Linked DNA regions of Mus musculus: regions 2, 3, 4, 5 and 6 are each linked to region 1. The links are chromatin loops, found by intact Hi-C in ENCODE. Cell type or tissue: heart. All regions are shown on one strand. Links, peaks and the distances in the headings refer to the core of each region. The heading gives the core; the rest is flanking DNA. Region 1 holds the start of Igf1r (insulin-like growth factor I receptor). Region 2 overlaps Fam169b (family with sequence similarity 169, member B). Region 3 overlaps Igf1r (insulin-like growth factor I receptor). Region 4 overlaps Igf1r (insulin-like growth factor I receptor). Region 5 overlaps 4833412C05Rik (RIKEN cDNA 4833412C05 gene). Region 6 overlaps Fam169b (family with sequence similarity 169, member B).

Evidence for each region. Hi-C counts contacts between places; a loop is a spot of excess contacts. Peaks named below come from ENCODE experiments on the same cell type or tissue, not always from the same donor. Only the 100,000 strongest peaks of a DNase experiment are listed, where the experiment ranks them.
Region 2: it touches region 1 in a loop (4-fold over the local background); 19 of 42 quality-filtered maps call a loop at or near these places.
Region 3: it touches region 1 in a loop (7-fold over the local background); 30 of 42 quality-filtered maps call a loop at or near these places.
Region 4: it touches region 1 in a loop (2.2-fold over the local background); 4 of 42 quality-filtered maps call a loop at or near these places.
Region 5: it touches region 1 in a loop (4-fold over the local background); 14 of 42 quality-filtered maps call a loop at or near these places.
Region 6: a loop joins it to region 1, with 2.0 times the contacts of the local background. A loop is called at or near these places in 7 of 42 quality-filtered maps.

Annotation. Positions count from the first base shown.
Region 1 is chr7:67,949,906-67,955,068 of GRCm38, reverse strand. Igf1r (insulin-like growth factor I receptor) reads right to left here and starts at 2,812. Exons shown (of 21, transcript NM_010513.2): 1 at 2,117-2,812. The coding sequence starts at 2,210. In heart, for the core only: a CTCF peak has its summit at 2,106; DNase peaks (open chromatin) are centred at 1,758, 2,738, 3,288, 3,928 and 1 weaker place; H3K4me3 peaks cover 4,000 bases; H3K27ac peaks cover 4,000 bases.
Region 2 is chr7:68,300,602-68,305,764 of GRCm38, reverse strand. Fam169b (family with sequence similarity 169, member B) reads right to left here. Exons shown (of 9, transcript NM_001374636.1): 2 at 4,802-4,932; 3 at 1,114-1,213. Among named protein-coding and RNA genes, the nearest start is that of Gm16157, 27 kb to the right of the region's middle. In heart, for the core only: a CTCF peak has its summit at 2,991 (motif pointing right); a DNase peak (open chromatin) is centred at 2,994; H3K4me3 peaks cover 787 bases.
Region 3 is chr7:68,126,221-68,131,383 of GRCm38, reverse strand. All of the region lies in intron 2 of Igf1r (insulin-like growth factor I receptor), which reads right to left. Among named protein-coding and RNA genes, the nearest start is that of Gm51488, 8.4 kb to the left of the region's middle. In heart, for the core only: CTCF peaks have their summits at 1,328, 2,376 and 3,492; DNase peaks (open chromatin) are centred at 1,273, 2,083, 2,973 and 3,273; H3K4me3 peaks cover 2,259 bases; H3K27ac peaks cover 3,176 bases.
Region 4 is chr7:68,067,682-68,072,844 of GRCm38, reverse strand. The region is part of intron 2 of Igf1r (insulin-like growth factor I receptor); the gene reads right to left. Among named protein-coding and RNA genes, the nearest start is that of Gm51488, 67 kb to the left of the region's middle. In heart, for the core only: a CTCF peak has its summit at 2,095; a DNase peak (open chromatin) is centred at 2,074; H3K27ac peaks cover 1,761 bases.
Region 5 is chr7:67,785,941-67,791,103 of GRCm38, reverse strand. It overlaps 4833412C05Rik (RIKEN cDNA 4833412C05 gene), which reads left to right. Exons shown (of 3, transcript NR_045954.1): 2 at 4,510-4,705. Among named protein-coding and RNA genes, the nearest start is that of Gm34350, 15 kb to the left of the region's middle. In heart, for the core only: a CTCF peak has its summit at 2,225 (motif pointing left); a DNase peak (open chromatin) is centred at 2,213; H3K27ac peaks cover 288 bases.
Region 6 is chr7:68,354,885-68,360,047 of GRCm38, reverse strand. It overlaps Fam169b (family with sequence similarity 169, member B), which reads right to left. Exons shown (of 9, transcript NM_001374636.1): 8 at 1,760-1,863. Among named protein-coding and RNA genes, the nearest start is that of Gm16158, 4.2 kb to the right of the region's middle. In heart, for the core only: no CTCF peak of the experiment used is centred there; a DNase peak (open chromatin) is centred at 2,412; H3K27me3 peaks cover 1,129 bases.

The DNA of each region.
Region 1 (5,163 bases), core at 382-4,381:
GGCGGCTCTCAGGAAGCGTTTGGTCCCCACCGGATTAAAAACAACACAATGAAAGACCCTTCTCCTGCTGCCCCTGCTCTGGACAAAGAATATCCTTCAGCAAGACCCAGCTCCGTCCTGTTTCGGATGCCTGCATCCTGCCCCAAGAAGCAAGGCAAGGCCACCACTGCTTCTTTGCATTGCAGAACTTCTGCTGTTAAATAGCAAAAGTAGAGATGTACACAGTACAATAAGATGCCATAGGAAAATGGACTCGTTCCTAGTGTCTTCTAAACCATATTTAGTCCTTAAAGGCTAGAAATCTTCCCTGCCCCCAAACACCATCTAACCGCCTTTCACCCAATCCAGTGTGCTCAAAGTTTGGAAAACAAAGGGCAGGAGAGCCCAGATTTGTGAGGTCGGCCATAGTCTGCGAGTCTTTCTCTAGTCTTACTATAGCTATAGTTCTTTTAAGAACTACTCGGACTCCATCATAGATATTTCTTAAAAGAGGCTCAAGGGTTTGTTTATAGAAACAGCCTTTGTGAACTACGGCAGCGGTAGGGTCCCTAGCAGGCTCCATCGTGTCACACCCCCCCCCCACCCCAACTCAAGGCTAGGTCGTGATTTTTCGAAGTTAATAGGCACCACCTGCATACATTCTGCAAACATTACTCATCCGCACGCCCTCACTTCCCCAGCCCCTACTCGGAGACTGCATTTAAACTTTTAATCGCGTTCAAATTACTCTACCATCTCTAAAGCACCAGTATGCCACACTGTTTTTCTCGAGAACAAAACCCCCTCCTCCTCCTCCTGCCCGCATACACTGTGGAGAGTTCTCATTCCCAGAGACACCCCCCACCACCACCTACTCCTACCCGACACCACCAAAACAAAAGCTATCAGATTGCAAGCGATAGCAAGCATGAGCGATACTGCTTATTAAGTATGTACAAAGGAAGTGCAGAGCGGGGGGGGGGGGGGGGGAGGTGTTGGCAGTGCACCACAACTTTGGCCACAACAAAACCAAGGCCAGGGCTCCGCGCTCGCAAAACAAAACAACCACCCGTCCACTACCACACTACAGATCCCGTCGCAGCTCAACCCACCGCACACATCTCTCCCCCAGGCTGGGAGTCCGGTTCTCCCCTCGCGGTCGTGTGGCTGTGGATGCACCTAAATCCGCGCTGAACACGTGTGTGTGGAAAAGCACGTCGACTCTGCACAAGGGTGGACGTACCTATCTCCTCTTACTAAGACGCTCTGGGAAAAAAGTGTCCAGAGCTGGATAGAAACTGAGAGCCCCTAAGCCGAGGATCATCCAACCCTCCCCCCACGAAGAAAGTCCCAAGTTCACACTTTCCTAGAGGAAAATGGTGGGCACACCCTGCACCCCAAGGCCACACTGGACTGTCCAAGTTATCAAGCCTTGGGGTAGGTGGGTAGACGCCCACAGGCTCCAGAGAAGCGAAAGGCCAAGAACCTGAGGGGGTCGATGGGCCCAACAAGTTGGGTGATAGGAGGCTGCGCCCTGATGTTTGGAAACGTGTCCTGGGGCCGCGAGGCTTCCAACCATCCTGTATCTCCCCCTCAAGAACAACTTACACCCCGCAGGGTAGGAGGCTCCGAATTGCCGCCACGGAGCACTAGGTCTACCCCAGCAACCACCCGTGGAGCCTCCAAGGGTGCTGTCATGGTGAGCTGCGCGGGATGGGCGCTGGGGTGCCAAGTGGAGCGCCCCGGAGGGGGGGGGGCGAGAGTAGCGGGGTTCCCGAGGCCACCCAGACGCCAACTTCCCCACCAAGCGCCTACGCGGGGGCTGCCCCTGACCCGCCAGCGAGAAGGCACTGCCCACCCACCAGGCCGCGTGCGGGACAGCGCTCCCCGGACAGCGAAAGAGAAAGCCCTAAGGCCCTTCCCGCGCGCAGATGCGCTGAGCTAGGGCTCTAGGAGCTCCTGAGTCGTGAACTCTCGGGCCCTGCTCTACTCCGGCCTTCCGAGAGAGCCCCACCCTCCACTCCCGAGCCCCGAAGTCCGACAGCTGCGCCCGTGGCAACTGGGTTTTCCCAAACAGGGCGCAGCCCCTCGGAGGAAAAGTTCCCGCAGTGGCCGCGGGCGGCGGGCAAATACTCACTTTCTCCACTCGTCGGCCAGAGAGAGAGCGCGGCGGAGAGAAACACGAGCCCCCACAGCGAGGTCGGGGACCCTCCTCCGGAGCCAGACTTCATTCCTTTTATTTGGGACGAAATTCCCTTTTCTCAAAAATAGAAAAAAAAAAAAAAAAGAAAAGAAAAAAAGAAAAAAAAAGTCTCCAACTCAGTCCTCACTCTCGTCCAAAAACAAGAGCGCAGGCGACGATCCTCGGAAAGCGGCGTGGACAAGGAGGGTGGCGCGGGGCGGCCCCTCAGCGCCGGCAGCAGCGGCCCACGGGGCGGCGGAGTCGGGAAGCCGGGGCGCGCCGGGGCGGGCTGTCGGCGTCGTCGGCCTCCATTTGCAAACGCAGAGATGCAGAAGAAGGAGGAAAACTGTACAGAAAGAGGAGCAAAGCCCAAATCGCCGCAGGCGAGGACAAACGCCACCCGATCCCCGGAGGGAACGACCACCGGAGCCTACGCGGCGGGAGAGCGCGACGCAGTTGGCGAGACTGGTCCGAAGTCCCGGGCGCGGGCGAGGCCGGCGAGGGGCAGAAATGCGGAGTGGAAATGAATGAGCGGTTCCCCCTCCTCCGGCTCCTCCTCCTCCTCTGGGCTCCGCTCGCCGCCGCCTCCTCCCTCAGCGCCGCCGCCGCGAGCTCCTTCCCAAATCCAGGACACACACAAAGCGGCGGCCGCGCAGCGCTCAGCGCTCCCGCCGCCCCGCGTCGGCCCCCGCCCGCCGCCGACTCCGTGCGCGGGGGCTCCGGCTCGCTGAAGGTCAAAGCCGAGCACGCCGCGTGCCGTGGAGCTCTCGCAGGCACGGGGAGAGGCGTGGAGGGTCCGGAGAGCGGGGCCGAGGGTCTGCGAGCGCCGGGCGCGCCGGGACAGGCTCGCAGGCAGCTTCCCTGTCGCTCGCCTCTCTCGAGTTCGCCCGGTGCGCTCGCTCCTCCTCGGTTCCCCCCCCCCCTCCTTTTTTTTTCCGCTCAGCGGAGTTAATGCTGGTAAACAAGAACCTCAGCCTCACCGCGCCGCCGCCGCCGCCGCCACACACTGGGGGCTCTACGCGCGCGCTCTCGGGGCCGCGCACACGTGCCCGCGCGCACACTCCAAGCGGCTACAGCCGCAGTCCCGGCGCGCCGAGGGCCGGGCCCCGACTCGGCAGGCGCCAAGAGCCGGAGTTCGGGATCGCAGGGACGTGCGGAGCGGAGCGCGGGCGTGGGGAGCCGGGCCCAGGAGGCACCGCCCCCCGCGCCTCCACCCGCGCCGGCCCCCGCGCGCACACTGAGCCACGCGCGCGCCCACGCTTCCGCCCCCACCCGCACTGCGCCGGCCGGCCCTGTCCGCACCCTCCCCTCCCGCAGGACTCCAAAAAACAATGCCCGGGGCGCCGGTGGGACTCGGTGGCCAGGGGGGCGGCGGCAGGGCGGGCGGGCAGCAGAGCGGGCGGGCTGCGGGCGCGGTGGGCGGGGAGTGCGGCCTCGGAGCTTCATTGAAAACAACAACAGCGCGGCTGGAGAGCGCGCTGGCCGACTCCGTGAAAAAGCTTCATTGTTTCTTGCAGCTGTTGCAAAATAAATAAATAAGTGCATGCATGCGGCATTTTTTTCGCAGTGTGGTGGAAAGCCCGGACGCGACGGGAGGGGCACACCTGGGGGAAAGGGGACCCCTGAAGACTGCTACGCAAGGCACTTTCCACGCCAGGCTTGGGCGCCCGTGGCGGCGCTCCTTGGGTGTTCCGGTGCTTGCGCGCAGTCGGGGAGCGGACAGGGTGCGGTCCGCGAGGCTCTATTCTCGAAGCACAGCGATTCCACCGCGGGCCCCCAGCCCTGGAAAGGGAACCCAGACAGGCGGCCCCTCGTGCCCAGGACCCGTCTCCGCGGCGGCCGCCAGAGGGCGCGACCGCAGCCTGGGAGGGCTGGCTCCGGGAATGTCGCCTCCCTCCCTCCGGGGGAGGAAATGTGGGGGCCCCGAGTCGGGGACCGACTCGGCTGGGTCGTGCTAGCCGGGCCTCCCAGCCCCATTCCTCTCCCGCCCTGAGGGCGCTCCACCGCATCGTGCTGGTCCGTGCTCCACCACGTGGGCAGCTGCGGAGAAGGACCGCAGCGCGTGTCAGGCTGCGGGAACCCGCAGCTGGGGGGCGTGTCCGAGGGCTTCCCAGGGAGGGGATTGCGGGCGGGGACCCTAACCCGGACAACGTCGTCTGGCTCGGGTCCCAGTCTTAGGAATGTGCGGCCGCCACCCGGAATCGGTGGCCACTGCAGAAACCCACCCGCACCTGCCTCCATTCCCCCCTCCCCTCCGCGTCCCTCTAGCTTCATTTGATCTGTAAGTGACTTGAAACTAGCACCAGCCCAAGTCTCCTCGGTGTTTTTTCTCAACTGTGCCAGGGGAGAGGTTTCCCCAAGACGAGGCTTTCCCAGGACTGCCATCTAATGAACAAACACTGCGGAGGCCAGGTCCTCAAAGGGGGAGAAACCAGCAATGGCTAGAGAAAGGAGTTTGAAATACGTGGACTTTTAAAAATAGTGATTTGATCACGTGTCGCCCTTAATGCGGTCGGGCTTCATGACTCAGGCTAATTGATATCCACGATAAATAAAAAGATGGCTCATAAGAGTTGGGAATGTCTGGATCAAATAGAAGTGTTTGTCTTATAAACAGTCGGACTGTCTGGTTGGTGGAGAGGACCAGTTCTGTAGCAAAGAAAGGTTTCTTTCATTACTCAAATAGTAAAAGATTTCGGCATTGCATTTATATGCACCCCATCTTTCATAAGGGATTTTTTTTTTTTTTTTTTTTTTTTTTTTTTACTAAATTTAGAGCTGAAAACAAATCAAAAGCTACCGTAAAGGAAACTAAGCCCATATTTTTCTGTATCATCTGAATCAGTTTTTCCCTTGGAAATGTTGAGCTACGTTCAGTGAATCGGTTCTATAGAAGGAACGTTTCCGAAGGAAGGAAAGAAAAGTACATACATAGGGCTGTTTTGTTTACCGGAAACTTGCCTTGTTTTTAAAATAAATTGTGCCAGTTTTAGATGTTCCTG
Region 2 (5,163 bases), core at 559-4,558, 350 kb before region 1:
TCTGTATAGCTCTGGCTGTCCTGGAACTCTATAGACCAGGCTGGCCTTGAACTCAGAAATCAGCCTGCCTCTGTCTCCCAAGTGCTGGGATCAATAAAGGCGTGCGCCACCACCGCCTGGCCCAACAAGGCTCGCTTGCCAGCAGTCTCCATGCCTCTGCCTAAGGCACAATTGACTATGCTTACGTCTCTCTCCAGAGGACTCACTCCATGAAGCAGAAACCTGCCACAGATAGTCTCTCCATAATTTGAGAGAGGGTAAATGAGTCACAGACCAAACTGTCGCCGTCAGAAACGACCCCCACCCAACTGTCACTCTGCAAAAACCGAGCCCTTCCGTGCTCTAGCTGAAGGCCTTTGGCAAGTCACTTGAGCAGTGTGAGGCCCTTGTTTGTTACATTTGGAGAAGAAAATGGCCCTTTCATTCCACAAGGTCATGGGAATGTCCCAATAGTGTCCTAGCCAGTGCCCACAGCTCTGGAACGTCTGTTAATGGGAATAGCAAGAGTGAGCCCCAAAGCAGCTCTGGGTAGGGACTGTGGTCAGAGATATGCAAAATGATTCATGTCTCAAAAGAGATAAATAAGAATGGACCGCTGCATCCCTAGACATTGAAAATCCCCATATATTGTATACCACAAAATCAAGATTCCCGTTTTTAAAATCCAGGGTTCACTGGGCAGTAGTGGCATGTATCTTTAATCCCAGCACTTGGGAGGCAAAGGCAAGCAGATCTCTGTTGGTTTTGGGACCAGCCTGGTCTATATTTCAAGTTCCAGGATAGTGAGGGATACACAGAAGCGCTGTCTCAAAACAAACAAAAAAACAAAACAAAACTACAACAACAACAAAATCAGGCTCTATGTGCAGCTTGGTCATAGACACCATATCCATTAATAACTACCAGCACGGGGCTGGAGAGTTGACTCTATTAAGAGCACTAGCTGCTCTTCCAGAGGACACCAGGTTCAATTCCTAGCACCCACATAGCATCTCACAACTGTCTGTAACTCCAGTTCCAGGGACTCTGACTCCCTCACACAGGCAGACATGCAGGTAAAACACCAATGCTCATAAATGAACAAATCAATTAAAAAAAAAAAAAGCTACCAACCTGTCTTTGTGTCCTGGGGATTAACCAAACCCAGTATTTTATGTTGAGGTTCATCACGGTATATCGTGCAAAAACAAAGAGATGAAGTCTCAAGTCTGACCTAAAAAAAAAAAAAAAAAAAAAGGCAAATGAAATTACTGTTCTGCTCTCTCACGTCACTGAGGCAGGGGAATGACTTGCAATTACTCAGCCAAGTGCTCACAGAAGGAGCCCTGTTAGCAGGATGCAGGAAGAGCAGAGAAGAAAGCTTTAGCCACCCTGGATATGGTCTTGCGTTCTCTCTCTCTCTCTCTCTTTCTCTCTTTCTCTCTCTCTCTCTCTCTCTTTCTCTCTCTCTCTCTGACTCCTTCTCCATCCTGGACCTCCATAGACCTCAACCTGCAAGGCTGACAGCCTCACTCCACCTCACACAGACAACTATGGTGCCGTTCTCATCTTCTCGAGAGCCCTGGTAGCCTGGAGTAGATTGAGCCCAGGCTGTACCCCCCCCCCATAGATGTTCCTGCTGTCTGTGACCCTGGTACCAGCTCTGAAAGCAGCCTTGAAAATGTGTCCTCTGTCTGAGCCCTCCAGGCTCAGTCCTGTCCTTAAGCCCAAAGACTCAGTCCCAGGAGGTTTTGCTAGTCATCGGGAGGAAACAGATCACCTCTGAGGGCCACATCTAAGGCCCTCTTTGTAAACATCCAACCCTCTGCTCCCAGCTCCTGACACAAGAAGGCCAATACATTCCATGACCAACTTTGTTTTGAAAACTGAGACTATAGGAAAATTAGAGAAGAATGTGCAGCTGGGCCAGGCAGGCAGGTTCTTGTAAAAAGTTTACAGCGGACCACCACCGTTATAGAGAACTGTTTCCTGGCAAATCCCGGGGGGTGGGGGTGGGGGCGTGGGGGGTGGTAAGGACTGGCAACTATCTTGGGACCTCCCTCTTTTTTTCGGAGTGACCTATCCCAGGTTTTTTAAAGCAGGCAAAAATCTCAGCATTTGAAATGATGGGGAAGGAAGATTGCAAGTTCTTGAGCCAGTCTGGGCTACACAGCAAAACCCTGGCTCAAAAAATAAATAAATAAATAAATAAATAAACAAATAAATAAATAAATAAAAATGCACGTGGAAAGGAAAAATGTAAAAATAAAGAAACACATTAACATGTTTTTAGCAGTTAACCCCACATGGCTTTGCTCCCTCCGTCTTTCGTTGTAGCCCTTAAACACCATACAAATGAACATGTGCGTTTTTTAAACCAGAAAAAAAAAAATCAGCAAGTATTTTAAATGCAACGTCAAGACAAGAAAAAAATTAATTGTGAAACAAAGAAAGTCAAGACATGTTGCCTCCTCAAACCACTTCCTCGTCGTTCCTTTCAGCCAGAGAATCTTTGGATAGCAAAAGTCCCTGCCGTGTCGGCTGCGAGGAGGCTCACTCCTGGTGAGCAGGATTCAGTGTGCCAAATAGCACCCTGCTCCCTGCCCCTGTCCCTGCCCCTGTGTCCCTACTCACTGCTAAATAGTAGAGATCCAAATAATGGGTTTCACCTAGCTCCCTTCTCTTTAGGAAAGGAGGAAGGAAGAAGTCATGTTGGCATGTCATCTCACCTTCAAACATCTTCATGTCAGCAACTTTCTGTTTCTGTTAGTAACCTTAGCCTTATCCCTTCGATGAGCATGCTGCACGTTGGGGTTTATTTTCCTAAGTTATTCATAAGTATGAGTGTTGTAACAGCAGATTGTGGAAGCTGTGTCCAAAAACAAACAAACAAACGAAAAAACCTGGGGACACAGCTCTTCTTGCATCTCTCAAGCTCCCCCTGGCCACCAGCACCCAGCGATCAGTGTCCGATGGAGCCCTGTGTCTTTCTCCTACATCACCACTAGGGGGCGCTAAGAGCACACAAGGTCAGCAAGCGCCCACTGGGGCTCAACAGCTTGAGGTCCCCCACTGGAGGGGTATTCTTCTAAGAGGGACTTGCCTGTTAGCTCCGGACCTCCAAAATCTCAAGGAAGCCATGGTTTATAACTGCATATGCCGCTGTTTTCGTTAACTCTGGTACAAAAAGACGTCCCTCTACTAGCTCTGCCTGCCAGCCAGATCACAACCATTTCTGGCAGGAGTGAAATGATCCACACTTAAAACAAATGTGGATACTGCCTACTGTGAGGAAAACAGTCTTAGACAGTCGGGGTTGGAAGAGGGCACAGCCAGGGAAGTGCAAACTTGGTAAGCAGGAGGGCCTGAGTTTACTCCCACCATAGCATACACAAAAAGACAGGTAACGAAAAACCAAACAAAAAACAAAAAACAAACCACAGCTGGGCAGTGGTGGCGCACGCCTTTAATCCTAGCACTTGGGAGGCAGAGGCAGGTGGATTTCTGAGTTCGAGGCCACCCTGGTCTAAAAAGTGAGTTCCAGGACAGCCAGGGCTATACAGAGAAACCTTGTCTCAAAAAACAAAAACAAACAAACAAAAAAGGACAGATAAGATGCGCTGGGGAAATAGTGAGAGACCTTGTCTCAAAACACAAATCGGATTGTATATTGTATATAAATGCACTCTGAGGTTGTCCTCGAGATTCATGCATGTGTACATACGCAGGCACACACATAACACATATTTTTAAATCTTGCCACAATCCCAACGAATAAAATTTCTAGTTTTCTGTGTGTCCTCTTGCAGAACCTATTCACAATGCACAGAACCTCAGCAACACAAAAATATTGTAAGTGACACAGCTTCACTCCACGTCAAATGTCAGAACTGAATCAAACCTTGGAGGGCAGACATGAGCTACTCCCTCCCTTTAAAATGAAGAAACTGAGATTCAGCTGAGCATACACAAGCTCATTTAATCCTCATGCCAGCCCCACAAGGAAAGTGGTGCAATGCCCTGAATTCAGTGAGAACATCAAGATAAGAGAGGAGAAAACCCTTGAGAACCGAGCTCGTCCGTGATAGAAATGGGATTCCCACAGGTTATCTGGCCCACAGCTCACCAACTGGACCCACCAACAATATAAATAAAGACACGGAAACTCTTACACATTTTAAAGCTTAAGCCTTTAACTTGGGCTCAGTCCCAGCTATGCTAACCTGACTAATTCTGGCTTACATCCCACCCCACGGCCAGTCCTGCTAGATCCACACTCAGAACTTCAGATTTCTAGTGAAGGGTTTCCTTGAATGGCCCATCACCAGTCTGATAATTAATAAATATTCATCCTTCTGTACCTGCTGATTGGCTTTAACAAAGATCTGCCAGCCAATAGTAAAGCAGGAAGCGGAGGGCGGAACTTCCGGGCAGAGAAAGGGCTCTGGGAGAGGAAATCAGAAGCGAGAGATTCAGCCAGATGTGGTGGTGGATGGAGAATTCAGAGAACAAGAGATGTAGACCTGGCTATGCGGTAGGACGTAGGCCAGAATTAGTCAGGTTAGAATAGCTGGGAAAGAGCCCAAGTTAAAAGCCTAAGCTTTAAAATATATAAAGAATTTCTGGGTCTTTATTTATAGAGCTGGGGGGCGGGGGAGTTCGGGTAAGTACCTTTATACGAATTCTTTCGTATTCCCTCCAGAAGTTTCGTTTAATCAGTGTGTTGGTCTTTGTTCTTCTAAATCTGAGATGTTGTTTCTATGACATCTCTCTTTCTAAGTTAGATTGGGCAGAGCCCTCCTCTAAGAAAAGTTAAACATACCTGCTCCCCAGTGGAAAGGGAGATAACCTCTGCTGAGGTCTGGGCTCCTTCCCTGAGCATCTCATAGTAAGCCTCGGCTGCTGCCTGATAGCCCTCCGCGTCATCCTCCAGGATGTCCACAGGGTAAGCCTCTGTAGGAGAAAAAAAAAACGGGATAAAATTAATTTTACACTGTCACTAAAAGGAACGTTAATTATTTCAATTTTTGGTTTGGTTTTTTTTTTTTTTTTTTAAGACAGGTTTTCTCTACGTAGTCCTGGCTGGCCTGTAGCTCAGACTATAGACCAGGCTAGCCTCAAACTCACAGAGATCTATCTGCCTGCCTCTGCCTCCAGAGCACTGGGATTAAAGGCTTGCACCTG
Region 3 (5,163 bases), core at 592-4,591, 180 kb before region 1:
GAAAACATACTTTGGCTATTCAGACGTGACTTCCTGGCACTCGGAAGCTGTTGGCATGGAAAAATTAACAGGCTGACTTGGCCAGGGAGGAACGGTTAACACAAATCACCAGGAAAAGATGAGCCCTGAGCAAGCGGGAGGTTTGAGGGAAGGGTCACGGAAAAAAGAAGGGGTAAGACACATTTGTCAGGAGTCCCAGGCTGGTACCAAGCCCACTGCATGACAAAGGTCATTGAGCCCTCACAGCCATACACAGACATCACGGCTTTCCTTTCAGGCAGTGGACAAGGAGGCTAACGGAGGTGAACTTACTTGGCCTGGATGAGGCAGCTAATAAGGGACAGGAGCTGGTACACACATCATCACAACATTCTTCATTACGGTCTCTTTCTGCCTTCAACCCCTTGCCCAGTTTGTAACTTCATAAGGTGGGGTAATGATGCCAGGAACTTTGTAGCCCTGAGGCAGAACTCTGCCCCAGCTGTGGCCTTCGTAACCTCCCCTTACTACAAGCGACACAGCCACCTCCACTCAAATCCTGACGACAGCTCAGTATATAACGGTAGCGTGTTACATACTAACTTGGTCATTTTGGGGAAAGCTGCTTGTGTGTGTAAAGGGGGGGGGGTGGTTTGGGGCTTGGGATCAAACAAATGAGTAAGTAGGAAAAAAGACCAACCATCCACTGAGATCCTAACCAGGCTTTCATAACTTAAGACTGGAGTCTTCCACAAACTCACACAGGTAGCCATAGAAGCTACTCCTGGAAATCCAATCCTGGCCAGAACATGCTAGGGCCACCCACATTCCTACCTGCAGCAACCTTCCTTTCTCCCTCAGCATCAACCCTAAGATCCTCCAGGGCTCTGTAGCTCAGTAACTTTGCAGGGTGTTAAGTCTAGAGGAGCCCAGAGGTCCGTGGCCTCCCATGTGGGGGTTACAATTCCTACAACCTTAAATCCTGTAAAGCGTGCCCACAAGGTCCTTCAGCTTCTCGCCAGAACTTCCAAACCTTGCCTTTACACTTAACAAAGCTTCCTACTAAATATCTACACCAAATTTCCGTACATTAGTTTTTCTTTCTGCTTGTGAAAGGGGTGGTGGTGGTGGTGAAACTAGTCAAGATCGGATATCCTCTGCAATACCAGCTTCTAGAAAAGAGCGTTTTTGAATGGGATGCCACGTGCTGTGTTTTGCCATATTGCCTGCGCTTCCTGCTTGGAGCCAGAGTAACAGAAACCTTGGGCACTGGGAACTGTTCCGTGCCACGCAAATTCCACTCCGTATCTTCCAGGCAACCCTGTCGCAAATAATTCATGTCCACTACGCCCCTACCACACAGAATACAACTACATTGTGCTGCTAGAAATGGGAAACCTGATTCAGATCAGAGAAGGTAGAAAAACATTTAGTTCAACACAATACTGCCTTTATGAAAAGGGGCGTGCGCCGGGTGGTGGTGTAAATCCCAAACCTGTAAGTGGGGATAGATTTCAAGACGAATTTTGGAAGAAAATGCAGAATCAAAATAGCATCCAGCTTGACTCAGACCAGTAATAATAATAACAACAACAAAAACCCAGCCAGTCCTTCTAGAGCTACGCCTGTTTAGGCTGCGCGGTGCTCTTAATGGCCAGCCAGCCTGTTCTCCTGGGAAATGGTGCTGCTGCTACAGCGTGACTTGCTTTGCGTGCTGCAATAAAAGGAAAACAAGCTTGCACGACCCAATAGCTTCCTTCAGTTTGTGCCTAGCAGCGGGGAGAAAATTAAAAAAAAAAAAAAAAAAAGCCTGAAAAGGGGTCCTGAGGCAAGGTGAATGGAGGACAGGATCCTAGAGAACAGCACTGCCCTGCAGGATTTTTGTAAACAGCAGCCTGTAATGGCCACGGTTAGAGAAAGAAAAACAGACATGGAGGGAAGCGTGTTTACAACTGCAGCAAGGGCGGGAGGCGGAGGGAGGGATTCCCCGGCTCTGCGCTCGGCCCTCTTCACTCCGGTGGGGCCCCGGGGTTGGGCTGAGCTTCAGCTCCCCACCCCAATCCGTGCTTTCTTGGGGGGCCCCCCATCTTGTTTATGGGAAGGTTACTCCTCCTCGGCTCTGGTGATCGCGTCCCTAATACTCCAGCTGCATCCTTGCGGGATGCCAGCTTGACTGACAAGTCCTGCAGCCAATCGCTGGTTGGGCCCTTAGGAAAGGTGGAATTTCCCAACAAACTGATTGGCTGAGAGAGAGGGCGGGCCCTGGTGATTGGCGTGTTATTCCGAGTAGAAAGTAGTAAACAACCTTGGTCCAGGGGCGGTGGGGAGGGCGCCCGGTGCCAGCTCCCTCTGGCTGGCAGGGCGGGGTGGGGAAGCACCCGAGACAAAAGGAATCCTGGCTGCCACAGCGGGGAGGGCAGGAAGGGGGTGGCCCCAAAAGTCAGCACCTGGAGGCGTCGTTTGGAGCCCCCCCCCCCCCCCCCCCGAGCCAGAACTGCTGACTTTAAGCCACACATCGTTTTTTTGTTTTGTGCAGAACCTCAAAGGTTTTGTTTCCATCATTTTCACTTCTTGTATGGCTGACGAAGTCTCCAATGGAATGATAACCGATTTAGTCGCTTTTGTCCAGAAGCCCCTTCCTCACCGTCGAATAAAAATTTAAAATTGTCTTTTACGAAAGTTGCTTTAAATCACACACTAAAATTGTTGCACTATACAATACGCCATTAATGGCATGCTGGTGCACCAGACACACAGCTACATCTTTTGATAGCAAGTTTTAGGAGCTCTGAGCCTATTGGGAGCAGCTGGGATGGAGAACATACACAAAAAGAAACAACACATGACGGCGTTGGGACCACTTGATAAGAAATAAGCGGTTAACTTGCCTTGCCCATAGTATTTCTGGCAGTCTCACTTGAATCTCCCATTCCCTCACTCCAGCTTCACCATCCTTACAGGACCCCAGGCGGAGGAAACCATCTGCTCTTAGGATGGGGGGCTCTGCTCACCCCGCACATAAACATGCTCACAAGTCGCTATCCTGAGCAAGCCTCCTCAATGTAAAAGGGGACCAGGAGGCCAGCCAAGCCGGCTCTCTCCACTTCAATGCTTGTTGAATATACAGAGACCACGTTGTCACTTTTCACAATCAAGATATATCGGTATCACGATATATCGATAACGGGTACTTTATAGGAGATAACAGTGCAAACTGGCCACCTGGCATTCTCCTTTGCCATTCTAGTCCCTCACCTCTGCTATCTCCTATGGAGCCTGCCACAAGCAACCCCAGTAAATGTTCACCCCAAGTCACCTTTGCTGTATAAAACATGGATTTAGGCTTTCCTTGGTCCTTGCAGCCTGGCATCAGACCCCAAACCAGTAGCTACTTTCATTGTAGGCACCCTCCCTCTGGACACTTTGTTCTGTTCCCAGGTCCCTGCCCAGACCACACACATCATTTTACTCAACGTTGGTTTTTATGCTTTCTAGACTTTACCTCTGCCTGCCCAGGAGAGGCCACTGTTCTCCACCGTTCTCCCTGGCCCAGCTACCCCACTTCTTGCAGAAGACTGAAATTTGTTTTCTTAGCACTAAGTCTCTGATAGGGCTTTAATGCTGTATTTAGACTCCACTCCTACGTTAAGACCCTGAACTTCCTGAGGCCTGGAATGGTATTATCTTCAGATTTGGGTCTTCAGTGGAGATGGGCTTCTACTAAAGTGCCCGCTGCAAACTTGCCAAATATTTCTAGGATTCTTCCCTAGCATCCTGAGTATGCCTACCCCTGAAAATCTTTCCTTACACACGTGCAATTAATGTGTTTTCTCTGCTGGGTCAACAACTCTGTTTTCTCTACTTGGCAAATTTCCACTCTGCCTAAAATCACTTCCTCTCTTGGCATACCTTTCACAACCTCCCACCAACTACACTGTGTACCAAGAGCAGAGAGGTCTCTTTCCGTTCTTACTTCTCTGGCCAGAATTAGCTACAAAACTAGAACTAGCATGGTTTGTTGGTAAAGGAAGAGCGGAGAGGCAAAATTTCAGAAGTGGTATCACCTGTACATCTGCATAACCAACCCATTGCCATCTGTAGGGGTGAAGCAGCGCCATGCTCCGTTTGTGGCTGTGATGGTCTCCCCCTGCTTTCTGTCTGAAGGCCTCTGTCTCTGAGGTGGATTCTTACTCCCCCCTCCATCTCAATCAGAGATCTCCTCCTGGCTCTTATGCTATCAACTCTGCACATCCCCGATTCCTTTCCACCATGACACTGAACTGTCATCTCCTTTTCTATCTGACCAGTCACTGACTTGCTCACAGTTTAGTCTGTCCGCCATACAGCCATATCCAGTGTTCTAAGAATTGTGGGGTTCCACAGCTGGGGCTCAGTCTCTGCTTACGCCCTCATGTGACATCTGTCATCAACCCTCCATCTTTCTAAGCCTTTAATGGTGGAAAAGAGTAAACCTGTAGATAAAGAGTGGTACCAGATTTCACCTTAAGATTACAGATACTTGTTTGTGAATAGAATTTGTTCTGGTACAGGCAAATGCACGGTTTAAAATCAAAACTAACAAAATATACAGTATATTAGCTGGGAACAAATAGCCAACTAAAGCAATGTAAAGCTGGGAGTCTGTATTCTGGCTCAAAGCCCATCACGGTGAGGCAAACATGATGGCCTGAGCTTCAGGATGCTCATTACCACACTGCATCCTCAGTCAAGAAGCAGAGAGAACTGGTTCCCAGGACAGGGGCTGGTGCTGCCTAAGTCTTGGTCTTCCCGTCTTTAAGTTAACACGGCCCTTGGCAGGCATGCCTGAAGCTTGACTTTTCGGTGATTACAGACCCTATCAAACACCATAAATAATAACACCACACATATATTACATATATAAAAACTATAACACAGAACACTCAATTGGCTTTCAGTAAGTGGGCTATTTTTTTTTCTTTGTTGCTTAATGTATTCTAGATCTGTCTATGTTTACAAACGGTATGTCTTCTCTACTAACAAATAGGATTTCAAATTAAAAAGCTGAACAGCAAAGGAGACAGTGAAGAGACAATCTGTTAGCTTTTCATCTGACAAGGGATTAATATACTGAATATATAAAGAACAAAATTTAAATGTCAAAAGAACAAATAATCAAACCAATAAATGGGCAAATTAATCAAA
Region 4 (5,163 bases), core at 359-4,358, 120 kb before region 1:
TCTGAGGAGACCATGGAAATTCTCTGCATGTCCTCAAGCATACAAAGGAACACGAAGTGACTCTCTCACTGACCCGGAAAGATCACAGGCAGTACTTCCCTTGCGACTGGATGAGCTATTTTCATTGAAAATAATTTTTAACTCAGTGGTTAACAATTAGAGTACCAAGTGATGACACTCTGCAATGGTGGTAATTTTTTCATCACTCCAGTTAAATGAGCCAAGGAAAACAGGCTCAAGGTTTCCTCACTTTACCCTTAATGTCCAAGGTTCAAACACATGCTGGTCCTAAAGGGTTGGAGTCAAAGCCCTCACGTAGGTCAACCTGAGAGGAAAGAGAACTCTTATCTGTAGGCTCTGCGTTTAAGTGGCTGTACTTGCAGAAACCTAAGTATGTCTGACATTCTAGGGTACCCAGAGACCGAACATCAGAAGAAAGCAGGAGATGGAGGATGGAAGGGGCAACGAAAAGGGTCTGCTGTGTGGCTGACCACTGAAAGACCAACAACCCCGACTAGATCAGAAAGCAAGACCAACAGCCCCAGCCTCTATCTAGGCCGTGCTCCCGCATGTAGGCTGTGTAGGTAGAGCTGGCTTAAGGAAACCCAGCATGAACTCTCCAGGTCTACAATGATTACTGGTGCTATCCTTCTTAGTCAGACCACGCGCCTTGCTTTGCCTGAAGAGCTGAATGTCTGAACTATAGATGGATGGGATCCAGGAGAAACTCACAGGAAAACTACCACGACGCATTACATGTGAGTATGCACGACGTAATCGTAACAGACTCGAGTTATCAAATGCAAAATTCAAAATACCCCCCTCCCCCCCAAGGGTTTCTAGTTATCCCCACAGTGCTGACAGATGCTCAGGACAAACTCCACAGAACAACTCAAAGCCACAGTCCATTGAATTCCAGTGTCTATGTCCTGGCTACTGACCGATACCACCTCCTACAAACAGTCCTTAAACAGTAAAGGCGTCTACCCCTGAATGTATCACGTTAACTCTGGATGACTTAACACTCAAACCAGTGACTACTTTCCACTCCGTGCTCTCAAATTTGGAGCAACGGCAGGTACTTCCACCATTATGAGGGAACAGGAACTGTGACAGGTGATGGAAAGGAAGATCAAGAATCAAACTCACAAGAACTTCAGGTACCTGTCTGGTACAACCAATTCCTGGTACAAATTAGATATGCACAGTATTACTTCTAAAAACACTCTGTACATTAAGAAAATGAGATTCTACTCCTTGTAACAATAAGTCATTCTCATGAGCTGGAGGTTAATTACTGGGAGACACCAACCAATCCAATGAAAGGTTCAGCTGCAAAACTGAATTTTGAAATCATAATTATAAACTACAAGAACTGGGAGCGATTTTCCCCCTTTATAAGCTGGCCATCTTCTAAACACACAGGCAAAGGCACTTAAGTGTGTCTGTGTTCTTTCTCCTTTACTACAAAGTATCAAAACAAAAGACCTTAGACATGTGAGGCAGGGGAGGCGGCTCACCGGTAAGGTCACAAAAGCAAGAGGACCTGAATTCAGATCCCCAGAACCCACTGAAAAGTCAGAAGAAGGCGGACAGTGACAGGTGGTCAGCCATTCTAGCTGGTTCAGTCACCAGTAGGTTCAGTGTGAAACCCTAGATCAAAAATCACACAAGGTGAAGAGAAGCTAAGTGTGACTTCTAATGTTGATATCTCTCTCTCTCTCTCTCTCTCTCTCTCTCTCTCTCTCTCACACACACACACACACATACACATACACACACACACAGTCCTTTCTCCTTAAACCTGTATAAAGGTATAATGCATTTCCTAGTAAAATCCCAGCAACATTGTTTCCAGTATAGACAAGGTGATGGTAACTAAGTTAGCAACAGGAAGAACTGGGGTCAGGTTATCTGATTTTAAAATCTAGGATGCGGTGAGACCATTCAAAACTTCCTGACACTGGCAAAGAAACAAGCCACACTCCAACGCAGCAGCACAGAGAGTCTGGCGCACAGCCAGTGCAGCACATGACAGAGCTGACAAGGCTCAAACTCAGTCCAATGGGGAAAGAGCAGTCTAGTCTACAGATGGCGCTCCCGGGAGCGGGGAGAAAATTCACCCCAACCTCATTCTTATACTTTACTTAAAACAAAACAACCCAAACAGCTCACGCCATTCAAATTCAACTTAAGTCATCAAACAGTAAAGTTGGCAGGGACTGGGGGGCAGGGGATCCCTGGAATCTATCACTAGACACAGAGTTCCTGGTTTAGGTTACAAGAGAAAAAAAAAATCATAAAAAGAAAAACCAGGACACCAGGCTTTCACAAAATTAAAAAATTTTGCTCGGTGAAAGACTGTTAAGGAGATAAAAAGATAAAGCACAGACTGGGAGAAAATATTTACAAACCACGGGCCTGACAAAGAGCTGGAGTCTGGGATCTATAAAGAACTCTGAAAACTCAACATTACAAAATAAACAATCTAATTAGAGCAAAAGATGAACAGATGCTTCACCAAAGAGGAGGGCATATAAATAGTAAACAAACACGGGAGAAGGTGTGTGACATCATTAGCCACCAGGGAAATGCAAATTAAAACCACAAATGAGATAGCACTTCATATCAACACACACACACACACACACACACACACACACACACACACACACACACACACAAGGAAGTTAGGGGACCCCTGGTCACTCAGACTTCGTTGAGGAGAATAGATTAAAAAATGGCACAGCTACTCTGGACTGTTTGGGTGTCTTTACAAACAAACATGCAGCTATTATTCTATAAAATAGAAATTAAACTTGTGACACTTCTCCCAAAGAAAAGAAAGCTTACATTTGCCAAGACCTGAACAGAGAGGGGTGGATAGGTAAACTATGGGATGTTTAAAAAGGAACAAATATTATAAAATGACCCTAAAGTGATAAGCCTTTGAGAGGGAGTACAGATTCTTTGTGACCTTGGGAAAGGAGGTTTACAGTAAGGAGGGTAATAGGTAAAGAGATATGGACCCACGCACTGGCCGGATGCTTCCTGATGCAGCAACAGCAATTTGCTGTTTGCCAAACTGTATTACAGTTTTACAAAGTGTGGGGGGGGGGGGCGCAGACATAGCATGGGATAGTGTAATTTCTTGTAACTGCTCGAGTCTGTGACTCTACAGTCTCTCGGGAATGAAGGGGGTTTTCTTTTTAATGGACATAAAAATATTCCAACAAGTAAATTAATTTCATGCCTTCAAGCAGGCTAAGCAGATGGCTTCTTGCAAACCACACTGCCTTGGTTACAGGACATCATCCAGACTCAGGACATCTACTGCCCGTGCACTACCACTTCATCGGAAGTCACAGCTCCAAAAGGGGACTTAGCTCAAGTGTGCATGTAGAAACGCCATCTCTAAGTTAGACTGCATTCTTAGCACAAGTTGCTATTTTAATCATAGTAGCTTAGGAACACATACGGTGAAAACAAGACAATAAACTAAAAAAAAAAAAAATCATAATATCTCATCAAAGTTACTGGCACAAACACATTTCTAAGCCGATTAGGGAGCTAAGTTCTGACAGGACTATTTGCAAGTCAAAGCAAGCCCACCCAAGACATCCCTACTGAAGGCTTGTTTGTAATGTAACATAAACACTTAATCTGGTGCTTGCAACAGTTGCCTTGTCCTCCTAACATCAGGCAACAATTAAAAATAGCCAGGCCAATCAGAGTGGTCTGGCTGTGAATGACAAGGAAAAGTATGAAGCTGGAAAAGGTAAAGAAGGAGGCGGAGAAGGACCCTGGGACTCTCTGGAGCTGCACATATGCTCTGTGCGTGTCTAATGTAAACAGTGCTGTCCAAATCACCTGCAATAAAGACTCAAGGAGGCGGAGAATGTATATGCAGTTCATTACTTTAAAATACAACCATAACATATACATGTAGACCACTTTTTGTTTATTTTCAGACAGGATTTCTCTGTGTAGCCCTGGCTGTCCTAGAACTCCCTCTGCAGACCAGGCTGGCCTCAAACTCACAGAGATCCTCCTGCCTCTGCCTCTTAAGTGCTGGGATTAAAAGTATGTGCCACCACTGCTCGACACAAATTTAGATTTCTATCAGTTGTAGTTAAGGAAGATTTTTTTTTCATGTAATTAAATTGTTAAAAGAAAAAAAAAAGATTATTCCCTTTCATCCCAAATGCATGATTCAGTTTAACTAAATCTAGTACCAAGTTTTGTCCCTTCTTAAAAAGTGGCTGAATCAGCAACTCACAAACTGAAATCTGTCCAAGACCTCTTTGGAGTAAAAGGAAGGTTATTTGCTCAAACCAGTATGAACCACTGCAGCATGGACTCCTCTGTCCACTCCTGAAGTGAGGCTCTGGAAGGTTACAATCTTAATCTCAATCTCTTCCCCTCCCCCTCCCCCCCTCAAATCCCCCAGTGCAGGAGATTGCTTTACGGCATGTGGTATGGGCCTGGTGTGGTCTCCTATACCAGTTTGGATGGAGAAGAAGACAGAAGGACACTCCACTAATGCGTTTTCTTTATTTTGGCTTGGCTCTTTTCTGGAGGTGCTTGGCATGCTTGGGGGCTTACCAACTATCTCAGGATCCCTGCAACACGTGGGTACTCCTAGCTACATCTAGGACTTTGGTGGTATTTAGGGAACAGGGGTCTACAATTCTGGAAAAGTTATGCTTGTGACTTTAAGTGCACAAGGCAGTTTGCCGGCCGATGTCAAACTCAGAATTAGGGGGGTTAGGTAGACCCCATTTATAGCAGTAATGCCCCAGCTTAGACTCTTGAAGAATTAAAAGTCTCCAAATTTCCACTATGCATTAGGAGAAAGAGTATGACAGAAAAGTGGTATGAACTTCCTTCTGGAGGGTTGGACGGTGAGCCTTCTCTACTAAGAGCTTTGAGACAGTGAACAGCTAGCCTACGAACCACATTAAAAATATATATATGTGTGTGTGTGTGTTAATGTGTGTGAGTGTGAGTCTTCCACCCCTCCACACACACATACACAAGGTGATCCATCAGCTTTTCCCTTGGTTGACTGGCCTTTCACCTAACTGTGAACTGTGTAGGCCAGTGCACAGGAAGATGCTCAAGTGGATGTCAGCGTCTGACACCTGCGTCACGGGAACAGCC
Region 5 (5,163 bases), core at 667-4,666, 160 kb after region 1:
TGCTCACACTTGATTTTATAGCCTCACCGTCTTTCTGTTGCGTTTTCATCTGTGGTTTGCCATTGCTTTTAACTGACCTTCAAACATCACTTGACTCCGTGCATTTTACATTCCCAAGCTGGGGGCTAGGTACAAAATCAGGCTAAAGACATTCTCTGCTCAGAAGTTCTTGATAAAGCCACAAGGCCAGTATCTGGAGAAGGGGCGCTGAAAGTTGAACAAGGAATTGTGTCACATGAGTGTGATGGTTAGTCTGGTCAACTTGATTAGACTGATATGCACCTATGAGATTTGTAGCTCTCACTCCTGGGTGTGTTTGCAAAGGGCTCAGAGACAAGCAGAGCCTAAGGGCTGTGACCTACTGGGTGGTTTCATCTGTGCATAGACTCGGAGTTTTAATAACTCATAAGGAAATGGTAGACTGCAGAAAATGGTCCTGCTGGAGGAAGTGGGGTGTTGGGGACATACCTTCTGAGAGTGGCTTTCTGTGTTACTCTCTGCTTCCTGAATACTACAAGGAGATCCACTGTCTTCTACTGTTCCCTGCTTTGTGATGGGCCCCCAAACAACAGAACCATCCAACTGTGAGTTAAAACTGGGTCCAGTAGCCAGAGAGAATTCTCCCTTCCTTAAGTCTTTCTTTCAATTATTTTATTGCAGCATCGAAACACTGAGCAACATGGTAAGTTTGGAAAGCTTTGCAAAGCATCACCCTCTTTTGTGTGACCTCGAGGCTCTGAGAAAGTCCTACGGGAAAAGGCTTTTGTTTAACAGTCTCACCCAGGAAATTCCAGACTTATTTGACACTGGGACTTTTGGTAGCAACTTGCCTTTATTAACATCCCAGGGAACTAGAATTCTGTGGCAGACATTGGGACAATGCTATTGGGTTGCCAACCAGTGCATTGGTGACTTGACCTGAGCAAGAGGGAGCTAACTCACCACCCAGCCATCACCCACTGATTGGAGCTAGGCTGAAGCTTAGCCTTGCTGGTTTTCCTGACGGAACCCGCACCAGCAGCCGGCTTGAGTCTCCAATTTGCTTACGGCCTTGTGGACTCCTCAGCTTCCATAAATCCATTATCCAATCCTTGCAATCAATTAATTATTCACATTCTACTGGTTCTGTTTTCTCTGGAGAATCCTGTCTAATTGGATTTTGGTAGAAAGGTCCACCAGGCCTTAAGGTTCAGGCTAACCAGTGAACAGACAGCCATGAAGATTGTCTCGTGTCCTGCTTGTTGCTCTCCGGCTTGGAGATGGAGCCTACATCAGTCAGGAGTGCTCTGACTTCAGAATACAGAAGTTACACAATCTGCCAAAATGAATATGTTATAAATTTCGATGGGGAAAAAAAATCCAAATGGCAGAAACACCGATAGAGTGATTACGCTTCGTTTTAGAGCTAATTTTTATACAAAAATTGTCTTGAAGTTGTTTCTCTGGACTTTGCCCATAATCGTTGCATGTTGAGTTCTTACAGGGAATCAGCAGATGGCTCTTTAATGAACCAACAGTGCACGACCAAGAAGTGTGGAGGCTGGTGTTTATTTTCAGATCAAAGGGAGAAAAATTAAGCCCAGAGGTGCTTGTTTTCCGGAAAAATCACACTCTTGTGTGTTAGGGTGACAGAAATCTTCTTGATTTCACAATTTTCTCCTACCCGCCCCATTTACTCCCACACTAATCTGAATCTATAAATAGGGTTTAAATATTGCTCTTCTGAGGCTGGGCGTGTTGCTCGGTGGTAGAGCGATTCACTTAGCTTGCAAGAGGCCCCGAGTTTGATTCCCGGATGAGCCAAAGTCAGCGATAAATACATAGTGCCTCTTGCCTATTTGCAACAAGGCGAACTAGCTACTTTTAATTAAAAGGTTTCCAAAAAGCCTCACTCCGAATAAAGGGTGCGGCCTTTCCATAAAGAACGCCTTGCTGTAATTTACACCCAAGAAAAAGATGTAGGCCAGGAAGAAGAAAGGAACCGTCTCGCTTTGACCGCAGAAAAAGCCAGGGTTAAAACAATCCGATGGGTTTGTACCTTTCCTTTCACCTTTGTGGGCCCCTCAGAACTTGATGCCAGCCAACGCGGTGAGGCCAAGCCTGCAGAATACTTGCTCTGGAATCTGCTCTGCTCTCTCTCCTAGCTTCCTGCTTGCCCACGGAACAGTTATTGGAAAACACCTGGTATTGAAATGCTATCGTGTGGACAATCCGCCATCTAGTGGCCTGAGAGAGAATTGCAAAAACAGCTTTCGGGGGTTATTTGCCAAAAGTGGCCTTCAGACCAAAGTTATTTATGCCAATAATTCTTAGGCTTTGCTTCACATTATAACGTCTCAGGGAGCTTGTAAAAGTCTGATGCCAAGGCTACACCCGCATACCAACTAAGTCGGAATTCCTGGGAATTGCAATGGGTCGTGCTTGTGAGCTGCGATCTTTGCAACCAAAGCAGTTGATTAAAACAAAGAAAGTGTCAGGCAGTCTCGTGTGTTTCTGTGAGATACTGTGTGTGCTGATTTCTTCTCCCTTCTCTCTCCCCCAACTTTTATTTTCAGACAAGATCTCATGTGTCCTGGGCTGTTCCTGAGTTCCTGATAGTCTTGCCTCCACCAGACCCTCCCCTACCGCCCACTCATTGCTAGAATTATAGGTGTGTGCCACAATGCATGGTTTTGATATCCTCCCTCCCTCCCTCCTCCCTCCCTCCCTTCCTCTTTTTCTTTTTCTTTCATCTTTAAAAATGGGACCAATATACATAATACTAGATTGTTGGCAAGCACAAACTTGAAGTTTGACTCCTTGGAGTGTCAAACATGTGCTTTAGCTAAACATATCTGCCATGGGGACCTTTGATGACTGGTTCCATGAAACACTGGATCATTGTATATAACACACCATGAGAATCGCTGTGTGTTATGGTTTGAATGTAAAATGTGGACCCCTGTCCCACCCTCCTTGTATGACTCAGTCCTCAGACAGTGGTGCAACTTACGTTGGCTCTGGAACTTTTACAGCCAGAGGTCTAGTTGGCATAGGACCAAGTACCATCTGGGCAGAGCTACATCTGGGCAGAGCTACATCTGGGCAGAGCTATAGAGGTATAGCACACAGCTTCTTGACCTACAGGGCTGTAAGGAACTCATGCTTCAGGTTTCCACCACTCCAGTCTGGTGTCTAGAACTGATGGATGGCTGCCTGATGCCTGTACCCCTTAAAGTGTGAATTGAAATACATCTCCCCTCCCCTCTGTTGCTTTAGCTGGGTATCTTAACACAGTAGTGAGAAAGCTAACTGCACACAATGAATCACTTAGTCCTGACCTGACTACACAATAGATTCTATTTAGATGAATTTTATTAGGAGTCTATAACATTACCTTTCACTTGCTTTTTTTTTTATGTTCTTTTTTTTTTTAATTTTTTATTAGGTATTTAGCTCATTTACATTTCCAATGCTATACCAAAAGTCCCCCATACCCACCCACTCCCACTCCCCTACCCACCCACTCACCCTTTTTGACCCTGGCATTCCCCTGTACTGGGGCATATAAAGTTTGCGTGTCCAATGGGCCTCTCTTTGCAGTGATGGCCGACTAGGCCATCTTTTGATACATATGCAGCTAGAGTCAAGAGCTCCGGGGTACTGGTTAGTTCATAATGTTGTTCCACCTATAGGGTTGCAGATCCCTTTAGCTCCTTGGGTACTTTCTCTAGCTCCTCCATTGGGAGCCCTGTGATCCATCCATTAGCTGACTGTGAGCATCCACTTCTGTGTTTGCTAGGCCCCCGCATAGTCTCACAAGAGACAGCTACATCTGGGTCCTTTCGATAAAATCTTGCTAGTGTATGCAATGGTGTCAGCATTTGGATGCTGATTATGGGGTGGATCCCTGGATATGGCAGTCTCTACATGGTCCATCCTTTCATCTCAGCTCCAAACTTTGTCTCTGTAACTCCTTCCAAGGGTGTTTTGTTCCCACTTCTAAGGAGGGTCACTTGCTTTTTAAAAAAGATTTATTTTTATTTTTAAATTACATCTAGGTGTGTCTGCACACGAGAGATCAAGTACCCACAGAGGCAGGAGTCATCAGATTTTCCTGAGCTGGGGCTGTGGGCAGTTTGAGCTGTCCGATGTGGGGGTGGGGGAACTAGGCATTCTCTAGATTCTCTTGACTGTTGGGTCATCACTCTAGCCCTTTAATTTTGAATTTTTTGAAATGTATCTTTTTATTACATTTACTTACTTTGTATGTGTGTGCATGTGTGTGTGTGTGTGTGTGTGTGTGTAACATGTGCATGCACACACATATACTGTGGTAGGTATGTAGAAGTCAGAACAAAGGAGGAAGTTATTTCTCTTATTCACAACCTGGGCTCTGGGTATTGAACTCAGGCCATCCTATTTGGTGGCAGGCCCCTTTAACGCCAAACCATTTCTCTGGTCCACCTTTGGAAGTTAATGTTACAGGCATCCCATAAATCAACAGTAGTTCTAACTTTTTTCCAACAGGTGTATGGACACTGTGGACACATGTCCCTTGAAGTCTGGCCTCCACCAGTACATTGCCTGGGTTAAATTCCACACATGTCTGGCCCTGAAGCCAGTACTGTGTGCTTTCTTCAGCTAAAGCAAGCCCCCCTCCATCTCTTCTGTAGCTTCCTAGGTCCTGGGCTCATCAAGCAATTGAAATCTTTCAAAATGATCGGTAAGGAGTGTGAGCGTGTTTGTTGTTGTACCTTGTATTTCCCTAGCAGGCAGATCAAAACGTCTTTCCACACGATAGTAAAAATTTGCCTTCTACTTGCTGAAGGCTTGATAATTAAGTCTCTGAAATGGACAGTAAAGAGTCAACAAATGGCAAACTTTGTAATTATGTTCATAACTATGCATGTCCCACAGAACACTAGATTTAAGAGTTGGGTGGTTAAAGCAATATGCATATGTACATGTATGTATATATGTGCACATACATACATATATAACATGCATGCATTATATATTATGTTCTGTTATATGTTACACACTACATGTTATATATACATACATACACGCATATATACACATAGGCATATACATAAGGCAAGGTTTCACATTGTAGTCCAGGCTGGCCTAGAACGCACTATGTAGCTCAGGTTTGCAACTGATGAATTAAAAATGGCACCC
Region 6 (5,163 bases), core at 694-4,693, 400 kb before region 1:
AAAGCCAGTGGCCAGGGTGGGTCGCAGGCCCCCTGTAGGGAAGCAACTACTGTTGCTTTATGAAATGGACATGATGTGCCTGTTAGAGTACCATCGAGTAGCCAAACATGGCAGTGCACACCTCTAATCCCAGCTCCAAGGAGGCAGAGACGGGTGGATCTCTGTGAATTCAAGGCCAAGCTGGTCTATACAGAGAGACCCTGTCTTGAGAAAAGGGAACTTAAAAAATATATTTATTTATATATAAAAATATATTTAATATATACTATATCCCTCCCTGAGGACTTATAGACAGATACTGATTGAAGAAAGAGGTAAGATGTTTTCTTCAGTGGTATAGCAGGAAGAGGTAAGGAGAAGAGAGAGGGTCAATGGGAGGGGGAGGGGGGAATTAGAGGGTAACAGGGCAATGACTGTGGTGAAAATACATTATACACAAGTAGGAAGTGTCATAATAGAACTCAGTGAATATGGTTGATATATGCCAATGTATTTTTTTAAGTTGGCATTCTGCCTTTGAGTGTGCAGCCATACATGCACACACACATACACATACACACACACACACACATTCACAGTCACACACATTCATACACACATTCACACTCACACACATATATACACACACATACATACACACATACACACACACTTATATATACACACACATACACACACATTCATACACATACACACATTCATACACACACATATATACACATTCACACTCACATTCATACACACACACATATACACACATACACACATATATACACACATACACATTCACACACACACATTCATACACACACCACACACACACACATACATACACACATTCATACACACACATATACACACACATACATACACACATACATACATACACATATACCACACACACACATACACACATATGCACAATACACACACACACACACACACACACACACACACACACACACATACACACCCCTTCAAATACTCCAGACTCCAGCTGCTTCCTCTGAAAGGGCCAACTTTTTTCTTTTTACCCATGTACAGCTTTCAAAGACGACCCGAGACTTACGGGACTATCTTCTGCTTCTGTGGAGTCTCCTATCCCAGAAATCACTGCTTAACAGAATGAGCCATGTTCCTTCACACGGACAAGAGTTAGGTTTTAGAGTTGACCCTTTAAGGATTTCAGAGCGATCACCCAGTATGCATACGGGCTGGCTTCAGGGAAAACACCAAATCTTATCAAATATTGAGCACCAAGCTACTAAGAAAGACTTGGTGACCTGATTTCCCCTCAAGACCCCCATCATGCCGGAGGATGCAAACACCCAACTTCATTCTCCTGTCAGCAGCAGACTGGGAAGGCATCGGGAAAAGAGCAAGGTAGATTTGCTTTGCTTTTGTTCTACGTGAGATGCTGGTCTGCAGCCAGATTTAAGACTCAGATCTTTCACTAATTCTCTAACCATATGAGGGTCAGACTCCTAGTTTCCTTCCGACTTCATGAGTGCTTGTCTGTCTGAGAGATGAAATTACCAAAACGAAATGCCTAATTATAAAGATCTCTTCTTATCTCATCCCTCTATCCCCGAGACTGGGAAGCTTTTAAGCACCAATCAACATCCGTATGGTCCACTGCTAGGGAGGAGCCTAGAGCCCAGGTGTCCAAGGAGCTGGGAGCTGCGAGGCAGTCACTAAGAAAGGCAAGATGATTGCTGAGGACACGGAAAGGCAGTGGAATGGTAGATTGCTACTGTACCTTGTGGCTTTCTCCATGATTAAACTGTGTGGGTCCATCCTCCTGAGAAGCCTGCCCGGGAGTGTCCGTGTCCTCTTCAGAACATTTAGGGTGCACGGTGCTCCCTAAACAAGAGAACAGGATAAGCGAACCCCTCCCCACACATCGATGCTGAGGCCCCACTTCATTCTCATGATCTCCACTTTGATCTTTGCTACACTGGTCTCCTCTGAGGACAGCTGCAAGGTGTCAGGGGACATAAAGGGGTAGGCAATTCAGTGGTGGGGATGTAGCTCAGCTAGGAGAGTGTTCAGCGTGCCTCACCAGCCTTGTCTACTTACTATCTAATGCCTAAGAAAGTGCCTGCCTGCACCGTAAACTGTTATCAAATGAAATAATGAAAGAATACATGGGTGGGTGGGTGGAGTAAATGAATATATTCTCAAGTTCCCACCGTCCTTTATATTTTTGTGTGCTGTGAGACAACTCATGTTAGCAAAAATCAAATGTTTACTTGCATTTCATTTCTAACCAATTAATGTCCCATGACTTTTGATACACTAATTGGAATGATGCGTATCTGGGGAACCAGACATTCAGGTACATCGGTAAGAGCCGGCTCCATTTCAGGACTGCAGTGCATAACAATGGCCACTAGAGGGAACCATAAAACCTGCCCAAAACAGCACTCGACAAAACTCTCTTCACAGTAAAAACTCAAGCAGGTTATTTAGGCTCGCCACATTCCCAGGCATACTGGATCACCATAAAATTGCTGTTGTTGTTGTACTATGTAATGTACAGCTAATGAGAACAAGCTGCAACAAGACTCGGACTCCAGTTTTCTGGCCCTCTGACTTTAGAAAAGCAGAACTCCCTTCCCACATTTCGATCTATGTACATGATCCATCCAGAGGTTTTTTTTTGTTTGTTTGGTTGGTTTGGGTTTTTCATAAGTGGAAGGAAAGCATTTTTCCCATGGATGACAAAGTGAACGTGATAAATTCATCTAGAAAAAGAAAATTAAAATGTGAAACTTCAAAGGGAAAAACTTTTGATTTCCCACCTCCAGCAACATTTTTTTCCTGCAAAAAAATTTTTTTTCCTTGTTGAGATATTCAATTTCATCCCCTCCAGTAAAGAGACTGTAGGCATGTACAGACTGACTGGGAAATCACATCAGAGGGAACTATGGTGCTATCGGTCAAGTTTCAAAGGTCTCCCATGTAACTGAGAGCAGGGAAGGGGGGAGGCATTTCCCACAAACTCCTCTCTCAAAGGGTCTGAAAAAAAAAATCTAACAATTTCCAGGGTCATTACAAGCCACAGATGTTATCAACAGCCAGGGCTATGCAAACTTTAAAAAGACCCAGCCCACAAATGGAGCCACTTCACTACACACCCACTCAAGCTTCCACACAGAGCCCAGTGACTCTCCCTTTAAAACGGGCTCACTCATGACTTTTCCAAACTCAGAAGCCATGAGTGGGGAAGAGGGAGAACCTCTGGTTCCGGTTTCATTTCCCTACACACAGAGTGGTAGAGGCCCTCTAAAACATCGCTTCTCATCCCGTCAGTCATGACCCCTTTGGAGGTGGACATCTCTTTTACAGGGGTCTCATATCAGATATCCTATGTATCATATATTTACATTATGATTCACAAGAGGAGCAAATTACAGTTACAAAGCAGCAACGAAAATAATTTTACGGTTGGGGGTCACCACAGCGTGAGAAACTGGATTTAAGGGCCGCAGCGTTAGGAAAGTTGAGAACCACTGCTCCAAAATAACAGAAATACGGGAGAGCGAGAGTTAGAACGCAGAAAATACGTTCAAAATTTTGAAAAAGGAACTCTAGGGATCACTGGCTAACTGAAGATTAAAACTAAGTGGCATGGTAAGACGCCCAAGGTAAAGAACGTTCTGGAACATTCAAGACCTGTGAAAAATTCTAGCTGGTGATCTGCAACGAAGAGGGAAGCCGATTAGAAGCAGACCCTGCCCAGCATCAGTGCCGATTTCTGATTATGTCCTGTAGCCCCTGCTTACCAGCTGGGAAAACCCCTGCAGACATCAGTGAGGTGGCTGAAGGCCTAACCACTGCACCGTACTGCCTGGGAGCCCTGAGGGTGACGCTGGAAACAAGCCAAGATTTAAAGAATGAAAAGACCCTTTAGTTTTTTTTTCTCTCAAAAACTACGGAGTCTGAGTAATCTAATTATAAGCTAATTACAAGAATGACTCTTCCTGCAAAGGACTCTGGTCCTCTCCTTTGCTATTTGAGAGTAGGAGTTGGTAACTCTCAGAGTGGATTAGCATCTGATTTCCAGATCAGCTTCCCCTGACCAGACCACACAGACTCCCAACTCTTGAAATAAACCCCGGGGGAATTCTCCGGGAGGAAGTCATCTCCCCAATTAGGCCAAAACCGCCTCCTCCCCACCCAGACCCTCTGGCCAGGCAATTTTCACATTCCAATATGCATGCACTTTTTCCACTCCCAGCCAAGAGACTGTGTAGCTGGACCCTCATTTGTGAAGCTCTGTTATAAACGTATTCGGATGGCCAGGGGCACAGGCTGGCTTCCCTTCCCTCCTAACACAGTGCCACAGGGCAAGTCATTTAACTGCATCATTTGGATCACAGTCACAGCTCTGCCCAGCTCCTTCCCTGGCACTCCTTCACCTCATTAATATCTGTAAGGAGCCATTAAGCCTTACAGCTGAAGGGTGCCGTTAAGGCAAGACCCAACACTATTATCATCAATAAGGTCTCAGGCACTTGCCTGTCACCTCCTGAGTTAAGGCAGTCACCCACCTAGAAAGGCAGCCTATACCCTGGCCTATCCACCCCTAATGAGCCACCGGCTTCTGCAGAAACATCCAGATGAATGTGATGGGCGCCCACATCGCGGAAGGGAAGAAACGCTATCACTTTAACTTAGGGCAGTATATTTAAACTGCTGGATGCTTATCTCCAGAAACAAGAGGCACCTGCGGCTGCAATGTCCGGGTACCGAAGCCCCTCCCCAGCCCCTCACGTGGAACCTGTGCAGATGTGAAAACTTCTGTGGGAGTCAGAAAGCCACCTGCAAATCCTGGAACAAGCAAGTCTTCATTCCCTCTGGCCATCTGAAGGTTCTGCCTCCCTTGAGGAACCTGCCATTAAAGCCCTACCTTGCTCCCTTGAAAGATCCCTCTATCCAAACCTCACTGGCAAGCCAGGGCACTGTCTGGGGCCACCCAGATCTGACAACAGCCGGGTCAACAGTAGATGAACAGCACATCTGCAGGGCACGATAGCATCCTGCCTGCCGTTCAAAAGATGAAGATGGCTACTGTTGCCTCAAGATCTCACAGCCACTGTGCAGAGCTCACAAGGTCAGGCCAGTCAAAACCAGCAGGGATGACGGAGGGGCTAGCAA